Regions from separate parts of the Mus musculus genome. Here region 1 is linked to region 2. Evidence: chromatin loops called from intact Hi-C (ENCODE). Cell type or tissue: left cerebral cortex. All regions are shown on one strand. Each heading gives the region's core, and the rest is flanking DNA. Links, peaks and the distances in the headings are about the cores only. Region 1 has its middle 27 kb from the start of Gm46224. Region 2 holds the start of Gopc (golgi associated PDZ and coiled-coil motif containing).

Region 1 (12,024 bases), core at 1,483-9,482, 830 kb before region 2:
GAAGACATCGATTTACCCATGGGGGGGGGGGGTTAATGGATTATTCCTACCAGCGTCCTGAGAAACATCCAGTAACCAAAAAGAAAAAGAAAGAAAGGAAGGAAGGAAGGAAGGAAGGAAGGAAGGAAGGAAGGAAGGAAGGAAGGAAAGAAGGAAGGAAGGAGAAAGAGAGAAAGAGAGAAAGAGAGAAAGAGAGAAAGAGAGAAAGAGAGAAAGAAAGAAAGAAAGAAAGAAAGAAAGAAAGAAAGAAAGAAAGAGAGAGAGAGAGAGAGAGAGAAAGAAAAAGAAAGAAAGAAAGAAAGAAAGAAAGAAAGAAAGAAAGAAAGAAAGAAAGAAAGAAAGAGAGAGGGGGGAGGGAGGGAGAGAGACAGAGAGAGAGAGAGAGAGAGAGAGAGAGAGAGAGAGAGAGAGAGAGAGAGAGAGAGAAGAAAATCAGCCAGGCTAGAAACCCAAGTCATCATGAGGGCTTCTAGTAGCCACCCAGTAAGCCTCAGGCTTACTGTGGAAAGTGTTCTACCTGGATCCAGGGATTTTGAACAGATGCAAGAGCCTGGAAGTGGGGGTGGAGGGGAGCCAGAGCAGCTTTCTTGGGAAAGGTCACCCAAAGGGTTGATGTCTTAACTCGTATGTCAGATGGAGGCGTGACTATAAAATGTCAACAACCCCTTAGCCCCCAGAAAAGGCTGGCCAGCCCTATCTGGGAAATTAGAGGCCCTCCAGCAGACCGACCCTACCAATTAATATGCTGGCGTCTGTGTGAGAATTTTAGCCAACTGGTAAATAGAAGTGTGGAACTGAGTGGGCTTGGTGTGGGGCCAGGCAGAAGCCAGGCCTGCAAGATGGACCAGGATGGCACAGCTCACGTGGTTGAAGTTCGTATGTCCAGTAGTAGCGGCAGTAGGTCACATGATGGAAGCTGTGATGTTGGCAGCAGCGTTCAGCCAGGTGTCGAGAGTTCTGGCCCAGTCCACTGATGGGGTGTAACCACTCTGAGCAGTGATGTACCTATGACAGCCGCTGCCACAGGCTGCGGGGTGCTGGACCATGTATCCACGGTCTTAGCCTCCATTGGGGTCCCCACTGCAGCTGTTGGCATTACCAGCTAAGTTTCCAGGTTTTCGGCACCAAAATGATATGTTATAATGGCAGGTCGAGTCTCAACAGCACACTAAGCCAAGATGGTTCCACTTGGAAGAGGTTTTATTGGGTGAGAGAGAGGTGGCAACAGAAAGAGAAGAGAGGGAGAGAGGGGGATTCTCCTTATTTACATGGAAAATGCAGGTAAAGGTGGGAGGTGAGCCAAGTGGAAGCTGGGAATATGGTGCCTGTTGCCTTGGCAACCAGTCTGCATGTTGTTGGTCGCACTGTCACTTATGTGATGACATAGGTTTGGGAGGTCTTGATGCCAACACCATCAACCAGGCAGCATACACCAGCTGATAAGAGGCTCCCAACACATACAAAACAGAGGAATGCCAGGTCTGGACTTTGAGAAAATACCCTCAAGACTTGGGGCAGCAGGTAGTGGGGAGGTCTGGTGGGATGGGATTAGGGGTGGGGCATCCTCTTGGAGATGGGGTGGGGGCGTGGAGGAGGTGTGGGATGTGGAATAGTTTGAGGGGGAACTGGGAGGGGGATAAAGTCTGGAATGTAAAAAAAAAAAAAAAGATTTAAAGAGTAAAAAAAAAAAAACAAAACAAAACAAAAGACCAAGAAATAAAAAACCTATGGCATTATTCCAAAATATTTCAAAAATACTGATTAAGAACATATTGGAATATATCAAATAATATAAGAGCAACAAACACTCATATAGAAAGAACCCACAACTTTATGCCTCCCTTTCCACAGTTATAACATAATCTTGAAACTTTCTTTTTGCCAACAACAGAAAAATACCAAACCCTTTGTCAAAAACAACTGAAACTTCAAACTTGCTCTATACTGGAATCTAGTTTAAGTAACAACTATCACACAAAAGCTTCCTGTTGGATTTGGATGACAAGCATTGGCCACACACACAAATTAGGCAATCTACCGAGATATAAAAGCAATCTCACTAACTTTACCACTGTAATTACAACAGTTCTATTTCAATGTTTAATTTTTAAGAGTGCATTATTGAAGCAACCTTCTAGAAATTGTCAATTACCCTTATCAATCAACTTCATTCTCACAGGAGATTAGGCACAGAATCTAAAATGCCATGTTTATACAGTTCATAACTTCAGCCATTTATAAAGTCTCCATGAAGAAGGAAAGTTTGGAATCCTAGTATTCACAGCACTGAAGTGACCTGACATTTTGAGTTAGCCATAGTTAAGCTTAATATGAAACATAGTAGTAAAGTTTTCAGTAACACTTACTGTAACTTATATAACCTGACATTCCCAGAGGCTTTTTATATTGAGAAGTTTGCAGTAATTAGAATACCAATGAAAACATCAGAAAGAAATCATCAAATATAACTGTTTTGAAGAAAACAATTTTAGTACCTACCTGTGACAGGTACAACAAGGGAAGACCTGCCCGTTTTCATTTTTTTTAAGTGTGAATTAAAAGTGTGTTTGCCCCTGAATAGTGGAGTGCTGCATTCCATTGATTTTAGTGTTACTGTGCAAAGATGGTGAGAGAGAATTAGTTCTGTGTGTATTCCCCAGAGCATCTGCATTTCTGGTGCTGTGCTGCAACTGTTGCCTTTTGCTGTCTCTGATGTCTTTCTTATTCTTCTCTGACCTCTTCTTCTGGGCAGAATCTAAAGAAAGCCTGTTAGCAACACTGTTGCCCACAGGTATAAAGCAAACCTGTGTCTTTAAGGCACCATGACAGCTATGCTAAAATCTTCATTTGCACTGTGTTTATTCCAGCTGCTCAGTCCATTTGCTTTCCCTTCATTTTCCTCTCTCAATTTCTTAATTATGTAATTTCTAAAGAATAAAAATTTTAAGTTAATGTACCTAACTTGAAAGCTTAAAATACAAATTCTCTTTGTTACTGTTTCCCTCTTAAGTATTAGAAAGTTAGACCATCAACATTATATTTGTTTGAACAAAGGATAATTCTTGTCCAAACTAAAGACATGAACATTGTCTTTCTTTTCTTGTTTTTCATCTTTTTTAAAAATAGGGTTTAAATTGCCTGCAAGTTAAATGACCTTATACTGACACTTATCAAGTACTGAAATTACAAGCACACACATGTATATCCACTGGTGTTCTGTAACTTTCTCTAAAAGATTAACTAGAACCTATCACCTCAAACATAGGAGTTGCCATTTATTTACTATGTGAAAAACATATGTTTTTCATAAAATGGACAATAAGTTTTCCCTGAGTCTCTGCTCCTGGTTTTACATTTGCTTTTTATATGAGCCATTATATAACACATTAAACCCAATACCACAACATATAGGATTGAAGTCCTGTATTCAAACACAAGTCAGCTGGCTTATTAACATTCCAGATGGTATGATGTAAGAATCAGGTATGCAGTATTAAATCAGTACAATTTTTTACAAGAAAAATGACAACACTTGAACAATTAACTAAAAATTGTTTATTTAGTTGCAACAGATATACAAAGCCAATCTTGGTCAAATATATGGTCATAGGCTTACAAATGCAGGATGAATGACAAATACTATACTAAATTCACGTCCCGGCTACTTACATGTTTTTTTTTTAAGTAGCATTAATAAGTACAAAATTTGTTTGTCTAAGTAACATTAATAAGAACACTTCATTTGTCTTCTTAAAGCTTATGAGTAACAATATCCAAAACTGGATTATACCAGTAATTCATTCTTTCAAATGTCTGTGTACAGTGTTACTCTAATTATACTTTCGACTCCAGACTGAGAGTCAGAGTATAGCCCTACCAGATGTCTTAAGACCCTCACCCTGGTGCCAACTTGACTTCTTGGTAATGATGCTCTGACAAAATAGAAAACTCATAGAAGATAGATCCAAGAACAATTGAACAAAATCCCACCCACTTCTATCTGTCTCAGGCTCTGGCTGAATCTTTCATGCACTATGACAGCCAATTCTGAGTACATCCAACTCTCATAAAAGACAAGTGAAAGAAGAACACAAACTGAAAATAATTAAAAGAAAGCCTATTTAGTCCCAAATCAGAGGAAGCTTGCCTGTTAAGATAAAGGATAGAGTAGGAAGTAAAGACCCACTTAAATATATTTTAAGTGTATATTATACTAGCCCTTACCAAACACCCAGAAGTCAACAAAATGATGTAAGTATTTTAAAAAGAAAAATCAAGCTGAGTGCAGGACTTAAACCCCAGCACTCAGAGACAGAGCGTAGGCAGATCTCTGTGAGTTTGAGGGCAGCCTGGTCTACAAAGTGAGTTCCAGGACAGCCAAGGCTAATCAGAAAACCCTGACTCAAAAACAAAACAAAATTCTGACAGCTTTCCTGTGTAAAGCCATTATGACTCTACATAATCAATAGTAGCATATCTAACAAAAAATGCATGTATTACTAGCAAGAAAGTACACTGTTAACGATGCATACTCTATGCTGTTACAGCAGACTAGACGAATGCACATTTGGAAAACAGCTGTGTAAGAAATATATGAAAAGCCACTATGAACCAGAACAACGTGACCGGGAGAAACCACAAGGAGTCTTAGAGTTGGGAAATACGTTTAGTATTCTATTAGATTTGCCCAATCTAAACATATGACTTATAATTAAAATATTTGGACTGTGTGTTATTTATACAGGCTATTAGGGATGGAAATTTTAGCAACAAATTGGTGCACCTTATGTCCAGCTTAGACTCGAACTAACCTGAAAAGAAAATCCACCCCCTAGCCCCCCTTCCCCCAGTATAAACAACTAGGGCTTCACTCTCAAGCTGTGTCCGGGTGGAAATTACACATATAATGAATCTAAGGGGTCTACAGAGAGCTAACTGAGAGGCTCCCACCCCAAGCCCCAAGTAAACCTAGGCAACAAGCGGTAACAACGCAACCCTGAGCTGGGACACAAGGTGGCGCCAATGTCACAACATAGTTTGGGTTCGCGGAGCCTGAGAGAAAAACCAAGGACCCAAAGTAAAGGCTGCCTGAGAAGCAGCGTTCACAACTGAAGATCAGTAACTGATAAAACTGCAACTAACTTTCCAAAGCTTTCTCACGGACACAACGGGCTGATAAAGGCATCTCGGCCCCAAGCCAACCTTCCCGTGCACATTTTCTGATTTCTGATATCCCCCCCCCACCCCACCCCCCTTATAAACAAGGCACAGGACAGCCAAACCAGCTCTCCCAACTACTTACACTGCAGGCTGCCTAAGAACAATACACCTGCCACAGGCTACATCCCAGACTAAAGGCAGAGAGGGCTCAAAGCCGCAAAAGCCAAGAGTCTTTGTGCAGTCAGCCCCTCCTTACTAATAAAAGAATCCGAAAGGACCACAATTTCCTAAATCGAACACCAGAGGGAACCAAAGATACAAGAAACTCCAGACCAAATAATAACACTTAAAACAGTAATTAACGCAATCTCTTTCTCCTTCACTTCCTCCCATGCGAGTAAGGTTCTATAGAGAATTAAGGAGTTTCTTAACTAGTGACTGTAAAAGAAATGATTTGGGTTTTCTTTTTAACAATCTTAGATTCTCAGAGTATATGTGACCAAAGTCTAAGAAATTAAATTTGCCAAGGTTCATTGAAGAAACGTTTGCATTTTCTACAGGCTAACTCTAAAAGCTACACCAGGATCCGCTCTGAAGTAACACTTTACCAGCAAAACGTGTAATTATAAACAGTGTGATATGCCGCCCCCCCATTAAGCAAAGCAAACATTTTGATTGATTACTACTTAACTTTAACTCAACCAACCTGTCCTATAATAGATTCAGTCATCCCAGAGACAACAGCACAATGCCACAGTAATGAAAATGCAGCTCTACCTTTTGTCTATATAACAAGGAGCTACACTAAGGACTGAAGAGTGCTAATGTGCACATACATTAAGAGCCATGGCCCCAGAGAAATAATGTGAAATCATCTAAACCAGGATAAAGACAACCAGGCAATCAGGTAGTGCTGTATAAACAGGGATCTTAAATGCTAAACGACTGCATATATATATATATATATATATATATATATATATATATATATATATATATATATATATATATAAACACTGACATACATACTGAGAACAATTTCCTGAGGGGGCAAACATACACAAAAATAACCATAAGAAGACTCAAAATTAAGAAAAAAATTGGGACATAATACCCAATAAACAAAGAAAAGTGCTAAAATGAACACAAAGGAAAAATCTAGATTGGGTAAATGAAAACTTAGAGAGAGGTTATTTGGAATCAAATAAAAAAGGAAAATAAAATTAAATAAATAAATAATTGGGGGGACAGAAACTAATAGAACAGTCTCACTAGGCAAATAAGTGGCCGAGTAGTTGTCTTAGTTAGGGTTTTATTGCTGTGAAGAGATACCATGACCAAGGCAAGTTTTATAAGGAAAATATTTCATTGGGCTAGCTTACAGATTCAGAGGTTTAGTCCATTATCATCATGGTGGGAAGCATGACAGCATGCAGGCAGACATGGTGCTGGAGAAGGAGCTGAGAGTTCTATATCCTGATCTGTAAGCAGCAGCAGGAGACTGTGTCCACACGGGGTGTTATTCGAGTCACAGCACCATATAAAGTGTTTGTATAAAAAGAGAAAGAGAAAGGGAGATAGTCTATGCCTCAGTGGGGCCATGCGAAGACATCCCTTCCCCCTGAGGGACCAGCCACAAGAAGGTATAGTATAGAATAGAGCTTATTCAGGGCATGGGGAGGGGAGTCAGGAGTTAGGAGGGTAGAAGAGGCAGGGAAAGGCAGAAAGACAGAGAGAGAGAGAGAGAGAGAGTGTGTAGAGGCTGACCATGAGCATGTAGAGAGAGGGGGGAGGGAAAGGAATGGAGGAGGTGAGGGAAGAGCAAGGGAACAAGGGAATAAGAGCCCTAGAAATCAAGAAAGAAACAAGAGAGGGAGGAGGGGGCAAGCAGTCCCTTTTATAGTGGGTCAGTCCTACCTGGCTGTTGCCAGGTAACTGGGGGGGGGGGTGGAGTTTAGACAGAATGCTAATATTGGGTATAGCTTGACTATATATTACTACCTCAAAGCCCACTTCCACAGTGACACACTTCCTCTAACATGGCCATACATAATAAGGCCAAACCTCTTAATAGCACTACTCCCTGTGGAAAAGCATTCAAACACACGAGCTTATGATGGCCATTCCTATTCAAACCATCACAGTAGATTAATCTTCAAACAAAGTTCATAGCTAAAACTACATTAAAAATTAAAATTTCCAGATATCTTCACCAACCCACAAGACAAACTACTCATCGATTCCAAAGATTAGACCCAGGAAGGGTAGATAGAGCTGGTAAAAGAGACAACAAAAAGGGGTAATTAAGTGACTCAGAATTGTGACCTTTTCCTGACTTTCTCTGACAAAACCAAATATGTTTTCTGCTATGTATGTGCCCTTTCTCAAGCAAGAAAGAACATCAGATCCGTTCTTGGGGAAATCACAGCATGCACCCCAAAGGACCTCAGGGCCAACCCTAATCCTGAGTTTTTGCATGAAGACCCTGAGAGATGAAGTGAAGTCTGGGTTGCTGGACAGACTCCAGGATGTTGGAGTTGCCAAAGCTGTGAGACATCTGCCAGGGAGAGTTGCTTACACTGAGTGGAGCCAGCATGTTAGAGATATATTCTGCAGGCAAAAAGATGAAGGGATGGAGCCATCTAAGCCCTGTGATATCACATACTAAGCTAGAGCACTGCTTTTCAACCTTGCTAACACTGAATCCTTTTAATACAGTTCCTTGTGTTGTGGTGACCAACCCCCAACTATAAAATTGTTTTTGTTGTTACTTCATAACTGTAATTTTGCCACTGTCATGATCATAATGTAAATATTGGTTTTCAGATGATATTAGGCAATGCCCTAAAAATTCACAGCTGGGAATTGCTGACCTGGGGATTTGGCATTTACATAATGCCTTATCAGTCTTGCTTGGTCCAGCATTTTCTGACTATGTTCCCATTTCTCCTTTAAGGAACATTAAATGTATATCCGGTTCCATTGTAGGTTGAAATTAATTCACTTTTAGAATTCATAGGGTTTTACTGAGACTGTGGAAGACTCTTGGGGCTTTTGAAATGGGGTTTTAATTACAGTTTCCATTATAATAATGGCCTCTGAGCCTTCGGGACTGGCTTGAATGAGAATGTCTCCAAGAGGGTCAAATATCTGAACCCTGGTGGTAACTTTACAGCTACACCTTGCTAGGGGCAGACTATGAGGCTAGCACATAGACAACCCTCAATTCCAGTTCACTCTCTCTGCTTCATATTTGGGGTTTAACATGTAATCTTTCAGCTCCTTGCCATGATGGTGTCATCTCTCTGGAAGCACAAGCCAAAATAATCTCTTCCATAAAAATGCCTTGGTCATGGTATTCTATTACAGCAACAGAAAAGTACATAATATAGACTATAAATAATTAATGATTAAAACATTTTTTTCTTAATCTTAAAAGGTTCATGATAAAATTGGGCACCAGAAGAGTAAAAAGTACTCAACACTTGTAACCATTAATGTAGATAGCAATTCCACTAAATACTGCAGTCAGTGTCATCCTCCTGCATAGCAGAACTGCTCCTCCAGCTTCTGGATGCTGGCAGCCATGTACTCATCCTACAACCAAGAAAAGGCAACGCGATAAACAACAGTTACAGCTCCCTGCCACACAATTAACTTTAAAACCACTGACAGATTCACAAATACAGTCTCACTTTTTTAACCCTAAAATAATTAGGGTCCACTGTTCTGATTATTTTGTCTTTAAAGTAAAGCTATAGGTGACAACTAGTGGTATTCATTGTCCAAACTGCAAACGGCCCGTTTTTACTGGTTATTAAATTTTGTATGTTCACTGTACTTTTTTCAAAAATTAGACACATGAAAAGAAAATGTTTACTCTATGCAGATGATTAACTGATAGCACTATGTACTAGATACTTGTTTATTTTTCCTAATTCTCAGTATTACTAGCAATCCTGAGAGAAACTAAAATATACTAAATTGTTCTATACAAGAATATCTACTTCCTCAGGACAAAATTCTTGACAGTAAAATGAACCTTAAAGGTTAGAATTTAAAACACAGAGTTAGTGAGTAGAGTCACATGTTATACCTGAAGCCAAATCATATACTAAAAAAAAAAAACAAAAATAGTCTAGACACATTGCTTCTTCTAACACTCCTTCATGGTGGATTGAGCTTCTGTATGGGGAGAAAAAAATAAGTAAATCTCATATAATACTGTACTTTCCATTGCTATTTTATCAAGGGAAATAGGAAATTTGAAAACCCAAATGTCTAATCAATACAAGGCAAAAAATTAATACCAAGCAAACTTTCTCAAAAGCATTATTTTCAGGTTGCTTTATCAGTGCAATCTGTCCAGAGAACATCCTTCCTACAGTTTAAACCTCATATTTAAACACTTTTCAAGTTTTCAACTGGGTAAGAGGGGTCTATGGAGAAAGGATCTATGCTCTCCTGAATAACAACACTTAACATTCACTTTGCATAAAACATCAATAAATCCAACTAACAGTCACTCACTTGTTGACACTAATTAGTTAAACAATCTACTAAAATATTCCTTCATCTGACCTGAAATGGCTCTTAAACTGTGTCATACTAGCCACTCAAGAAAACATACACACCATAACATATCTGCCATACAAACTTCACCCCCAAAGAAGTTAATTAAACGCACACATCATAAGAGACTGTCCATTGTGATAACAAATATCATATGTGAAACTGAACTATAATATAGCAAGGGGGTATTACTGTATTACTACCCATGTCAAGATGTGCTCTTGAGAAATTACTACATGCAAGAGGTCAAGTGTAAGGAGGTTTATTGGCAGAAGGGAGGGGGGTGAGGACCTGCAGACTGGTAGAGGTAGGTAGACAAGAGCAGATCCATGAGAGCAGAAAAGGGAAGACAGGAGTAGAAGACAGAAAACACTGGCATCCTTAAGGCAACACTTAACTGGACCATACAGCACCAGAATTACCAAATGTTGGCATGTCTCAAGCTTCAGGCTTAGGAACTAACTAGTAAGCTACTTAAGTCATTGTTAGATCAAAAGAGGCACAAAATTAAATTCTTCTAGCTACAACTTAGGCTATCACTGCATTATATTTCATAAATTAATACAATATTTACATTGCTTTCTGTAATTATATAAATTTATATCAAAGATTATTGTATGAAGCCTTACATACACTATCAAAGTCAAATTAGCTTTGTTAAGATTTATGAGAATCTTTAACACTTAAAACGTGTTTTATCCACACACATGACTCTTAGTTTTTGAGATGATCTTTGATTTGGTTTCTTGCTACATCCACTCCAGTGAAGTCTGTGTGACAGGCCTAAAAGCCTGGAAGCAGTCCTGAGGCAAAGAATTTCACAGAAACTTAACCTCCTCAGCATTAGTCTGGTATATGGATCTGTGTTCTTTCTTTTATTATAGGTGCCTCCAAGAAATGATTTTACAAATACTTAAATCAGGTTGAACTTTACTCCCTGGCTTTTCACTCCCTGGTTTTCACTAATGTCCTAGGCAGTCCTTGAGCTAACCCTGAGCTTGGAATTTTGTAAGAATGTCATTCATCCAGACAAAATGCCTCAGTGTTGACAGTTAGTAATCAGGCATCTCAGTTTGCCGGATAGGAGTTAGAAATCTCAGGGCAAGCTTAGCAAAGTATACTTAGAATCTTCATTAGAGTCAGGTATGGCAGACTACATTGCATATTAGAAGAAAGTTGGTGAGTTCTTCTGACAAATGGAGATTCCCTACAGATACTTAAAAGAGCAGCCAAGTTACTCCCATATATAAGAATTTACCATGGCCTAGGAAAAAGGAGGGTTGTGGTTTAAGGAGGAATTACAGTATTGCATTATTCATGAAAAGGTCTGCTAGAGTAGAACCTCCTGGTGCTTTCACAAAGCTCAAAGAAGTTGCATAAATTGTGACTAGGGTGTAAAATCCTTACCTGGCCCCTGTCATTAGCTGACTCAAGGCAGGGCTGTTTTATCTTTATTATAAACATTGCCTGGTTCCTGCCAGTCCTTTGAAGACATTCTTCTGTTTTGTGTCAGATAACTTCAATGTACTGTGCCTGCTGTAACACCCTACTTCTTTGTTTTCTGTTTTATATAAAACTGATGCTAACTTTGACAACATTACATTCAGATATACACTCTCTCTGTGTCCATATTTGTTTGTCATCCGTGCCAACTCCTTGCTCGCCAGTAACTGGAACCCTGAGTTTTCCTGCAGATCAGGGACCTGACTGAGGTCCATCTTCAGTAGTTTCCCTTTCTGACATTTGTATTAATGACCTACTATACATGAAAGATGGCTAAAGACACACAGAAGTTGTCAGCTAAGTCATAGGAGTAAGAAAGAAAATTTAAATGTTTTAGGGGCATATGTAAAAGGTCCTGACAATAATTACTAATTCTGTGGACAGAAGAGTGTGCTTTCAAATTTGCACTAGGCAGGTACAAGGGTGTTCACTGATGTATTCATTATCAAGCCCAGAATTGCCATATTTCTCTTCAATTATTTTCTTTAAAAAAAAAGATTTATTTATTTGTTTGTTTGCTTGTTTATTGTATATGAGTACCCATAGCTGTATAGTTGGTTGTGAGCCTTCATGTGGTTGCTGGGAATTGAATTATAGGACCTCTGGTGGCTCCTGTCAACCCCGCTCTAGTCTGCCCCACTCACTCCACCCCAATGATTATTTATTATTATACATAAGTACACTGTAGGTGTTTTCAGACATACTAGAAGAGAAAATCAGATCTAATTACAGGTGGTTTTGAGCCACCATTTGGTTGCTGGAATTTGAACTCAGAACCTTCGGAAGAGT
Region 2 (12,024 bases), core at 1,604-9,603:
ATCTCTTATAAGATTAACACTGAGGATCTCAGTAGATTGTCAACAGTTCACAGAACATCCCAAGAGTCTGAATATGGCACACTAGGTGTACTTGGAAAGTTGTGACTGGCCATAAGTCTTTTCACAGCAGTACACAGTTATAATACGAAAACTATGTAAGATGTCTTATGTATAAAAATTGTCACAGGTGAATCATGTATAGTTGAATATACTAAGCAGAAAAACCAAATTATCCTCCTCATCATTTCTAAGGTCTCTGAATCAAGAGTTGCAATTATACTGAAAACCACACACTGTGATATGCTAGCATTCTTTACTTTAAGAAGTAATGCTACTTCCTAAGATGGGACATGGACTTAGAATATGTAAGTATAATTTCCTGGAAAAAAAAACACGCAAGTTATTACATGCACAGTCTAGTAGAGAAATATTCTTTCAAATTATTTAAAAATTTAAAAAACTTGAATACCTTCTAGTCATAGGGAAAAAAATATTTTTCTCAAAATCAGACCTTATTGCTAACATCAGAAAGTACTATTGTTTAGCTTCCTTAGGTCATTTAAAAAACAAGTTAAAATTGTTTTATGTTTTAAAAGCCACTTATCTCCAGTATATGGTTAAATATGGAGATGGTATGTAAGTTATTTGGCAAAAGCTACTCTTAATCTTTGATCTTTAAAGCTAAAATACCATTTTAAAAGCCACTAAATACTACCTGAAAACTCAGCTTTAGGAATTACCATTCATTGGAGAAAAAAAAAAAAAATCAAGAGACAGCCTTATCTACACTTAATGCTTTTACATAAGTACTTTCATCCCACTCTTTCCAAAAAGAAACCATAGCATCCTGAATATGTAAGATGCTAATCAAATATTAGTGGCAAATGTTTTTCATGGCTAACTAATATGAAAGACTGTTGAGCACTAAGCAAGGACAGGAAACCAATCTAGCATACACATGAATCTGTACACAACAGGCCCTATCATTATTACAGTTAACAGTAAAGAGGAGCTCTTAAGAAAGCTAAGGCACAAAGAACTTCACACATAACAAAGTATCTCTCTTTTTTTTTAATCCTTTTTAAAATCAAAGAGCTACTCTCTACTGAAATTGTCTATTTTTAAAAGGTTTCCCATATAATGTTAGTACACCATAATTTCTAAATCTTGTAATACTGGCCTAGTTGAATTTTCCACACAAAATGGGAGGTTTGGAATTCCTGTTTGCAATCACACTCCCCTTGCTCTGATTAGAGACCTAAGCAAAGGATTGTCTTTACATAGTCTCAAAGGTCTGAAATTAGGGAAAATACTGTAAAATACAAAGACATACCATCTCACTCAATACTAGAAGTTATTTGAATATTGACAGCTCTAAAGACATAGCTGCCCGTAATATCTGCCAAGTGTGAATGTAAACTGAGAAGGTAGATAGGAACATATATATTCCATTACATTTCCCCAAGAGCTTTGATCGGATTCCCCTAAGTTCATGCATGTCTCTGTGTACAGACACGGACGTTGATCTGGGCTATTGGATGAAAATAATCAGAGCTGCATCTGTCTGAAAATACATCATCTAGCTTGTCATTATCAAAGCAGAAGAGGAGAGTTGAGGTATTCCCCGACAGAAGATCTTGGTAATAACACCTACAAGGCAGGTAGTGTGATTAGCTCCTGTCCCCACCGCATGAGATGCTGGGAGGTGGATGACAGGACGTCTGGAGACCCACACATCAGTCTGCATCCTTTTCCTCCCCCACCCGCTCCGCACTCCTTTGCTTCACTCACGTATAAAACGCACTCTCCATCGCATTCGAAGCTGAGGTGTCCAGTGGGTAGGTTTTTAAGGATCATTTTCCTAGTGCTTTAAATGGGATCTAACGACCTCGGACAGCCTGGGGTTGAATGCTATTGCTGCCAGCCCCCGAGGCTCACCTCAAGCTTGTGGTTGATCTGGGACACAGTCTGGGCTTTGTGGCATAGCTGCGCAAAGCAGGAGCTAAGGCTGGTCATCTTCTGACGCCCCTCATAAGTGATGTCCGCCTGGTCCGGATCGATCTCGCCCAAAAGCAGATCCACATCCACGAAGGCCTTGTCGAACTCCTTCTCCAGCACCTCAAGCCATCGGAACATGGACACCCCGCCAGGGGAGACCCCCACAGGGCAGGAGGAGCCCCCTGGGCCGCCGCCGGCTCCCGCCGGGCATGGGCCACCCGCCGACATGGCGCCGTCCAGGGCCTCGCCGACTGCTGCTCACTCTGGCCGCCCGCCCCGCGCGAGGGGAACTGCTAGCACCGCGGCGCCCCCCGCGCGCGCGCACACACAGACACACACGCACACACACACAGACACACACCCGCCGGTCCCCTCCCTTCCCTCGCGCCGCCAACGCCGGCAGCGCAGCTCCAGAGCAGCAAAGGAAGCGGGGCTGAAGCAGCGACAGCGACACGGAAGACCCGCCCCGCCCGCAAGCCGGCCCGCCCCCGCCGCGCGTGCGTAGCGGAGCCCAGAGCAGGCGCAGCCCAGAGGGAGAAAGTGGGCGGGGCCGTACGAGAGCTTAGCCAATGAAAAGCCTTCGCCTCCACAAGCCTGTCTGCGACCATTTTGACGACCGGCAAAACCCTGAGAAGCAAAGGGTTGAGGTGGCCCCTTGCAAGTGGGGAAGACCGGAGGAAGGGAAGGGAAAGATTCCACGTCGCAGAGGGGACCGGCTTCCGCCAGTTTGGCTTCACAGTGGGCCTGGAACCGGTCCACAGACGTCTAGCAAAGTTGCTACTGGGGTGTCAAGGGGCTCGGGTGGGAGCGGGGAGGGCCGTGTGTGCATGCGCAATAGCCACGTTTTCTCTTCCGATTTCCAGCTCTTAGGGCGGGAGGGTGGGGACACTGGCTAATGTTGCTAAACCTGACGGTGCATTCCAGCCAGAAGCTGCCTATGGAAGCTACTGAGCAAGTTTTGTTGAATCAATGGTTCCTCCTTCTATGATTGACAAGCTGGGGTTCTAGGCCAATGTATTATTACATACTAGCTGCCCCACCTCAGTGGTGTTACCTTGCTTGGGTAACAAGGTTTCCAAAGTTTACTTCACTTGGCAATTAAGGTAAAGTGAAAGTGTTATCACTTGGTACATAGCACTCATCTTACTGCATCACAGATCGTATATTTCTAAAGCAACCACTTGGGATGCTGTAATCATCTTATAAACTAGTATTGTGCTCGTTCCCATGTTATTTTCATATGTTCATAAACATTGAATACATATCCCGATTGAGGCACTGAGGACATAAAATCTAATGAAACGACCTCATCCAAGCCGAACTAGTAAGACAGTGAGGCTCTCACGACTTTTAATTCCAGTGTTGCGTGCATTTGAGAGCATTTATCAAGAGCTTTCTTTGTGTCCTGCCTCTCATCTCTTCCACTTCTCCAACTCCACCCCTGTCTAAACCAACAGTAGACTGTCCGGAAGGGAAAGGAGAAGCCAGACTAATTAGAGTAGGCAGGTAGGAATTGTGCTTCCTGACTCGCCTACGGGAGTATGTGGAAAATTAGTCCATAATCTTTCGGAAGTTGTTCTTGGGACGGACCTTTCTAATAAATCATCAACCAAAGTCTGCATGGCATTGTGTGCCTCTCATCAAAGCAGTACCAATAAGAATTAAGAAATAACAGATTTAGTTTGCACTCTGGTTACTCCAATGCATGACTGCTTACCATCAAGCAAAAGCTATTATGACTTCAGCAAACTTAGACAAGTAAAACTAACCATGCAACTCTTCCCTTGAGTTTAGTCAGAGACTGTCTCATAGGCTTAGTACACAATAGTATAAAACATCCTCTTCGAATGGTTGGTTGTATTTTATATATAAATATATAATAAAATAATTTATCTATATCTACCTACCTATACACACACACACACACACACATCCCACTATCTGCTACTTAGCAGTAGATGTGACTATGTAGCAGTTGCCACATCCTGTGTGCTCATTTTCTTGGTATTCAGTGGTGACTTTAAATGTTTATGAGGTTTCCTAATAGAACATTTTGCCCGCTTTGATTTGGGATTTTGCAATTCTGGAAGTCACAACAGAACATGAATGTGGAAAAAGAGGCTTGATGGGTGTTTGGCCTAAATGTGTGTGTGTGTGTGTGTGTTTGCCCTAAATGTATGTGTATGTCTGTGTATCATAAGCATGCATGGCTCTCACAAAGGCCAGAATAGAGTACCAGACCCTCTGGAACTGGAATTACAGATTCTGTTAGCCACTATGTGAGTTCTAGGAACTAAATTCCTCTTCAGCAAATACTCTTATCTACTAAGCCATCTCTCCAGTCTCCTTGCCTACCACCCCTCATGCCAGTCTGTTATATTTTTGTATACAATATTTGCAAGAACACTGAGAAAACTCCAGGCTATTTTCTCTAATGATACTTCTCCCTGCCTGCTGAGGAACATGAAATAAATAAATAAAACTTACTGTGTGAGAATGGGGAAATACTTGGAACAATAACGATACCTTTTAATTAAGAATGCTCTATGTATAGAGTTATTTCTTTGATTCTCAAAGCATCCTACAGTAAGTATAATTACTCTTTTATAAGTACATTGTAGACAGATTAAATGTTTTAGTAATGGCACACAGCAGACATTTTAATGTAGGTCTCTTTGGCATTAGCTACAGGATACAGAAGAATAAGGAATCTATTTCATATTGCTAGTATGAAAAATTGGCAGACCTTTTGTGAAAGCCTTTTGAGACAGTATTTCTCAGGTGTATACATATAAAACTATAAACAACGTGTAAAAATGCATTTCCCATTGTAACGCCTTTTAGATAAATCACACAAGTGCAAATTATATTTCTTTTAAAATACCAAATTTACTAATTACGTGAGAGACTCTGAAGTATATTTTGTGCTTATGTGACCATTCTTTTATTTTTTTAATGAATGAGACAATTTATTAACCCAGCATCCATCTAATGCTTCTTGTTGGCAGTTGCCACCTGTCCTGAGATCCTGTCCAGATCTCTCTGTCCCTGAGGTGTTAGCTTTCCGCCCCCATCTTGGTCCTTTTCCACCATTTTCAGCCCCTCCAGGGCTTGGAGGTCCCGGTGGGCCACACTCTTAGAGCCGCTGCTGAAGTGGCTGGGCCTGACACCATTTCTCTGCCTTCCTCTGTAGATCTTGGTCATAGAACCAACCCCTGCACCCCCGTGGAGGTACAGGTGCCGTGCTGTGGAAGCAGCTCATGTGTAGAACCAGTTCTCATATGGGGCAAGCTCTTTATGTTTGGCCAGCTTGACTGTTTCCACCCATTCGGGGACTTTCAGCTTCCCGGACTTTTTGAGGAAGGCTGCCAGAGCTCTGACGAACTCCTGCTGGTTAATGTCTTTTACAGTAGCTCCAGGCATCCTGCGGCGCTGCCAGCCAGGGGAAAGGAGTGACCATTGTTCTTATGGCTGATAATGATCCTAATTTTCAGCATGAAAGAACCCAACTTCATTTCTATCACAGCCTTTACAACTTCAAGTAATGCCATGTCATACCTTGGATGTCTCAGGTTAGTTTCATGTCACATGGTCACATGTCACATTATTATACTACATCTTATGGACTGCCACATTCTATGGACTCATTATCGTAGTATTCATTGATGACTTTAAATGCACATGAGGTGTCCTAATAGAACATTTTGCCTACTCTAATTTGGGATTTTGCAGTTGTGGAAGTCTCAATAGAACAGGCAAGTGGAAAAAGAGGCTCAGTGGTCAGGTGCTGCCATCTGTTGTCAGTGTGCTCTATCTGCATTTGTTGCTTTGTCTTTGCTGGCATTTGGACTTGGATGTTTTGTATTGTGACACTTTCACATGGCTTTAAAAAGACTGTTGGGTTGGGAGATATTTCCAACTCATAAATCATGCTTGTGTGATTTAAAATAAAATAATATAACTAAAACTAGTCTGTCTTTAATTTGTCATTGTTGCTTTGAGACAGGGTCTTGCTATGTATCTCTCTGGCTGGCCGGGATCTTGTTTATAGACCAGGGTGGCCTAAAATTTCTAACAATCATCCTGTCTCTGCCTCTCAACTGCTGAGTTTCAGACATTCAGATTGACAATCTTGTTTTGTTCATATTGAGTTTTACCACTAAAGACAGAGTGAAGACTGAGGAAACCAGAGAAAGTGGGAAGATTCTGGTGTGTCCTTTGGTAGTTGGTTGGTATCTGTAAAGTCAGTGAATGGTGTAGATTCCTCTAGTGCACCACCAATCGTAGTGACACTAGAAAATATGGAAAGCCTGCCTTGCACAGGCTAGTGAGACTATTGAGTTTTAAAGTCTACTCTGTTCCAAGGTTTATGCTAAGCATTCTGTGTTCCCATTGATTTCCTGTAGCCCTGCCAGGAGTAGGAAAAGAGATTAGATTCTCTGAGTAGTTTTAAACAGTTGTATGATGGGTTAAGAAATGTCAGGAAAGTATTGCCATTTTCTTTTAACAATGTGGGGAAGCCTCAGAACATTGTACTTATTTTATAGTCATGATATTTGTCAAATAAAATTGTTATGATTTATACATTTGAGAAATTCATACAAAAGAAGTAAATTTGAGTGTTTTGGGGTGACTTATTAAGCCACATTCTTCCTCTGTTTCTTTTAATATAAATGGGGAAACTCCTTGTCTTATTCTAAAAATGTGAGAATTTTGGTGGAGTGACTTAGGGTTAGCTCAGTCACCTGCCTTTCTTTTCTCATGTGCAGCTGTGGATTCCATTCCCACTTAGGGTTCTGCAAGTGTCTGCTATAGTGCTTTGTGGTCGCCATATGAAACACCTTAGCAGGTAAGCCCTACGCTGGGACCTGCTTAGGTTGAAATCTCAGATGCTAGCTTGGGAGATGGCTCAGCAAATAAAATGCTTGGTGACCAAGAATGAAGGCCTCAGTTGGGACCCTTAACACCTCATAAAAGAAGTCATATCTGGTGGTGTGCATCTATGCTCTCAGTGCTTTGAGACAGACAGGAGGCTTCTGGGGTCTTGCTGGTCAGCCCATCCAGCTGAATCAATGAGATCCAGTTTCAGTGAGAGACCTTGCTTCTAAAACTAAATTGTAGAATTACAAAAGTCACTTACGGTCACCCTCTGGCCTTTTCTTTATATGAACATGTGTGCTTTCACACACACACGTGCACACACAAATTTTGTAAAACAAAACAAAACAAAACAAAACAAAACAAAACAAAACTCAAATTCTATGGACTCCGGGAGGAATGCTGTAACTGTAGATGACTTTGAGGGTTAAGATAATTCATTATTTACCTAGGAAATTCTAAAAGCAGTTGCTTTTCAAACACCTTTGATACATGCAACAGAGCATATCTAAATAGATTTTTATACTGTCTAAGGCATAGACATATTTCTTAATCCACATTAGTCTTTAAAATTTAAATAATATGTCTTCAACATAGAAATGTTTATTTAGCAATATTCTGTCTTGTTTATTAAGCTCAGGATAATTTAAGGTTTAAAATTGTTTTCTTCTGTTCTACAATTAAAGGGTCTCAGATGCTATATTTTGTACGGTGTATACAGACTTAAAGCATGACAAAAGTTTTCAGTTCCCATTTCTTTGTACTGTTAAGACTAACTTTCAGTTAGTCTTTAAGCCCACACTCTTCATTTACCGTCCCCCACTGCTCATTATCTAAGACCACTATCTATCAATGGCTATCAGCATTTACCGGTCATTGACTCTTTCTCTTTATTCACTGTCAACTTACTGTTTACTTCCCAGGTTGTCAGTCTTCATAGACCAAACACAAACTCCCGCTCATTAACCTCCTTTGCTATGTTTCTAATAGATTACTTCTATAAGACCCTTCCTGAAGAGGAGGTACATTTCTAAATACATTTTCTTTGCTTTGTACTTCAATTTTTAGACTACACGAATGCATTGACAGAACTACTTATGAGACTTGCTTTGTAGCCCAGGTTCACTATTCTTCTGCCTCAGCCTCTTACGTGCTGGAACTGTGGGTACCACTATTCCCAGCTGTCTTCATTTTATGAGAGAAAACAAGACAAAACAAAAAGAAAAATGAAGTGTATTTTTTCTGTTTTACTTTAACACCTGTATTCAGCATGTTTCAGAATAAACTATTTTGAAAGAACTGTATATGCATTAAAATATCCTTAAAGTATTTTTTAATACTAAGAAGTCTATGTGTTTTTTATTTTTGTAAAGCTTTCTGTTAAGTTTATGGTCAGATTATGAGCCAGATCAGGCCTGATATAGTAAGTCAATTTCTTTTCTGGACTTAAATTTTCTATGGATAGTAGTGAAGAGGTTATTCAGAATATTATCTCTGAGCTTCCTTCTCATGCAGATATCCTGTGACACTAATTAAAATTCATCAAAATGTCAGAAACAAGAGTTAAGTCCTCCATTTAACACATCAGGAACACTCACTTAAAAGCAATTTCTACAGAGTTCTTCATGGTGCCTTTGGTGATAATTGCTCCAAAAATAAAATTTTAGAGTAGAGGCCAATTATTTTTGATCTTTGGTTTTTAATAGATCAGTAAAAGTCAATATTCATTTGTGTTTCCTGTAGTTTTTTCCTTTTTTTTTTTTTTCAACAATGGCAATACTGACATTCTGGACTGTAAATTCCCCCCCCCCCCCCATGGGTGACATTTGTCCCTATAGGGTGTTTAGCTGGATTATCTTTGCCTATTACCCACTAGAAGCCAATAACACTGTCCCTTCCCCTATAGTTTCATGAGAACCAGAAGTGTTTTACTTTGCAGGCTGTCCCAGGAACGGCTCGTATGCTATTGCTCTTGATTCTGGTCATAACTTAAGAACAACTTGCACACTGTGCCCAAAGCCCTTGAAATCCTGCGAACAAAGAAAAAGGAACTCTTTGCAGCAGGAATCCACTTAGGTGGCACCTACCTTGATTTTTACACAGAGCAGCCACATCTATAAAGGAAAAGTGATGGTACCTACATCAGATATCTGAATAGGACCTGGGAGAAGCTACTGCTGCTGGAAGCTCAAACCACTGTTGCCAATGAGAACTCTACCAATGTCAGGCTCATCTCGTCTCTAGGAACGAATTTCAGTGAGCTTTATTGAAATATACTGCCTGCCACTGGAGCCATTCCTACTGCTGGTAGCTTCATTCCTAGGCCCTTTATTAACCTTATTCAAGCAACTTTCCAGGTCACATGTCTTCTAGTAGTGACAGGTCCAAAGATGAACCAGCAACCCCTCACAGAGGCATCTTTTGTACATAGATCCTTCTCTGCAATGTGAACATGGCCATTTCATGTAGCCAAAGAGCTCCCTCAGCTGCAGTGTTGCAGTGAGTGATGGCTTGAGACGTTCCGTGATGCACAGCACCATCTCCTGTAAGCCCTCGTGAGAAGTCATACCCCATGCAGGTGAGAAGGAAAGGGAAGGGATTGCAAAAAGGCAGTGGTCAAGGAGAAAGGCCAGGGGGTAGGGTCTGTGGCAGCTCCTGAATTTTCTGTGACTACTCCCGAGGTGGAAGACAGATCTGAAAATATGTAGGTGGCTGCTGGGCCTGCCCAGGAAAACTGGAGGGCTAAGGCACTGACTGGGCTCGGGGACTGGCTACTGAGCACTGGTCTGTAACTCTCACTGCTCAGGCCACTAGGTGACTGGGAACAACCTAGCCTTAAAATAAAAATAGGTTCTGTGGAGGAGAGTAAAAATAATAAGTCAGGAAGGAATCTGATGTAAGAAGCTGAACCAAAACCTAGTCCAAGCCCATTTCAAATCTGGAGGCGATTAGTTCCTTGAGACTGTGCCGAAAAGATTAAAACCTAGATTTTGGTGTACATATTGAATAGAGCTGTTGGGTAAATCATTGTGTTTCTGTGCTTGAGAAATACATCACATTCCTTGATCAGCATTTCCTTCCTCCACCCTCCAGGAAACCTGGTAAAAACATCAGAAGTGCTCGGAATGAACCACATGCCTTATTCTTGATCTTAGGCATTCAATTACTAGAAACCTGAGCCATGTATGTCTAGCTCTTGGTCAGAATGCAGAAGCTCCAGATGTCAGTAGAAAGGAGCTGAGCAGCAGGGGACTTCCTGCTGCTATTTCTTTTTTCTTTTAGACAGGGTCTTCCTATATAAAATAGACTTGCCTAGAACTCACAATTCTCCCGTCTCAGTCTCCTGAGTTGAGATTACGGTGTTCCACCATACCAGGTCTATAGCAACTTCATAGCACAATAAATACTGAAAGGAGCCTTCGATCTCCACATTAGATGCTACAAAATATGAAAGTAACTTAAAGTCATCTGTTTAGCAACATCCAGACGCACATAAAATGTGCAGTGAGCATTTCTCTTGTCTTTTCAAAGCCTAAGCCTAGAAAAGGGCTAGAAAAATGTTTAACTTTGTGATATAACTAAAGCTGACTTCCCTGCCTTCTTGCTATTTTTTGTCCTTAAAAGTTTTATTACATTTTGCTCTGTGTGTGTGTGTGTGTATGTGTGTGTGTGTGTATGTGTGTGTGTGTGTGTGTGTGTGTGTGAGAGAGAGAGAGAGAGAGAGAGAGAGAGAGAGAGAGAGAGAGAGAGAGTAGGGAAAGAGGGGGGAAGGAAGGGCACTTGCAGGTCAGAGGATAGCTTTTGAAAATCAGTTCTCGCCTATGAGTCTCAGGTATTGAACTCAGGTCATCAGGGTTGCAGGCAGCTGCCTTTACCCAAAGAGCCACCTTGATTGCCCTTTTCTATTTTCTTCCAGATTATTAAAATCAATTATACACTTTTTGCTTTAAAAACTTAAAAAGTAACTATTATTAGACAAAAGCAATAAGATATTTAAAGGCATAATATTGATGAAAAATATTTTATCATTCTTAGTCTCTGATAGAATACAGCCTAGCAAATAGAAAAACAAATGAGAAAGACACATAATACTGGTACCCTGAAAGTCAAATCAGTGGTTATTAAGTCAATGAAACTGGCCTCAAAGGGCAATCATATCATCTGAGCTCAGGGGTCCCTGGAGGAGCTTTTCTACAGCAAAGGTTTGCTCTGGAGCACTCGTAGAGGCTTGGCAGCATAACAGAGCTCAGTTCTCTGTTAAACACTCCCAAAGGCCCCAGCTCCAATGCCCTGTGTAGGACACAAAGCTACGACAGACAACCAGGGTACCTGGATAAAATGATCCTCTACGCTTACATCTTTACAAGATTTCACAACCAGCAAATCTCTGTGAAGAAAATAAAGAGCCTTTGTACCATTGTTGTTCGAAGTCAAATAGAGTCAACTAAGTGTTTTGTTTATAATAGACTTAATATTTTTGAATAAGAAAGATATTTTCCCAAAGCATTATGTTTGGGTGAATTAAGAGGTAGATAAACTAAGCTCCTTATCTGTGGTTCTAAATATTTCTCATTGCAACCCATTGTTTCATCTAGCAATAAAATGTCACCAAAATGGTAACAAATATCGAACCTGCCTATTTCCCCTTAATAATTAATGTGAGAAGAAAACACCTGCTAGCTTAGGTCCTGCAAAAATGGTTTTAATATAGGGTCACAGAAAATGCAAAGGTTTTATGGCCCACTATAAAACAGCTCTTTGTCTTTTTCCACTAATTCCTTAGTGTCACATTTAACAAAACTGAGGAAACTACAGATAATAGAAGTGTTTGCAGTTTAGACTTGCAAGCCATAAATAACACAGGGTTTTGTTCACCTAGAGATATTAAGGCAGCTTATCAATGTTTACGCCCTTCCTCTTTGTAATGATTGCTAACCCAGACAAATGGAACAAATGGAGTTACCCCCAACCCCCTGTCTTCTCACAAGGACAAGCACACATTCAAAAGATTCTGTTATCAGACTCCGTGGTATAAAAAGTAAGGTGTCACCTGAACAGTTGCTTGCTACTTGCAAACCTCTGTGTTGGACAATGCACCCGCTTTGGGCTTTTCTTTTGGGGCTCTCTCTTACCAATGGCCTCAGTGCA

What was found. Peaks named below come from ENCODE experiments on the same cell type or tissue, not always from the same donor. Only the 100,000 strongest peaks of a DNase experiment are listed, where the experiment ranks them.
Region 1: a loop joins it to region 2, with 4 times the contacts of the local background. A loop is called at or near these places in 2 of 42 quality-filtered maps.

What each region holds. Positions count from the first base shown.
Region 1 is chr10:51,548,524-51,560,547 of GRCm38, forward strand. No RefSeq gene overlaps it. Among named protein-coding and RNA genes, the nearest start is that of Gm46224, 27 kb to the left of the region's middle. In left cerebral cortex, for the core only: CTCF peaks have their summits at 4,998 (motif pointing right) and 5,470 (motif pointing right); DNase peaks (open chromatin) are centred at 5,021 and 5,448; H3K4me3 peaks cover 434 bases.
Region 2 is chr10:52,379,673-52,391,696 of GRCm38, forward strand. It overlaps Gopc (golgi associated PDZ and coiled-coil motif containing), which reads right to left and starts at 2,452. Exons shown (of 9, transcript NM_001199272.1): 1 at 1,939-2,452. The coding sequence starts at 2,226. It overlaps Nepn (nephrocan), which reads left to right and starts at 11,936. Exons shown (of 3, transcript NM_025684.2): 1 at 11,936-12,024. The coding sequence starts at 11,968. It also overlaps the pseudogene Rps19-ps10. In left cerebral cortex, for the core only: a CTCF peak has its summit at 5,789 (motif pointing left); DNase peaks (open chromatin) are centred at 1,792, 2,025, 2,500, 3,426 and 1 more place; H3K4me3 peaks cover 1,861 bases; H3K27ac peaks cover 1,812 bases.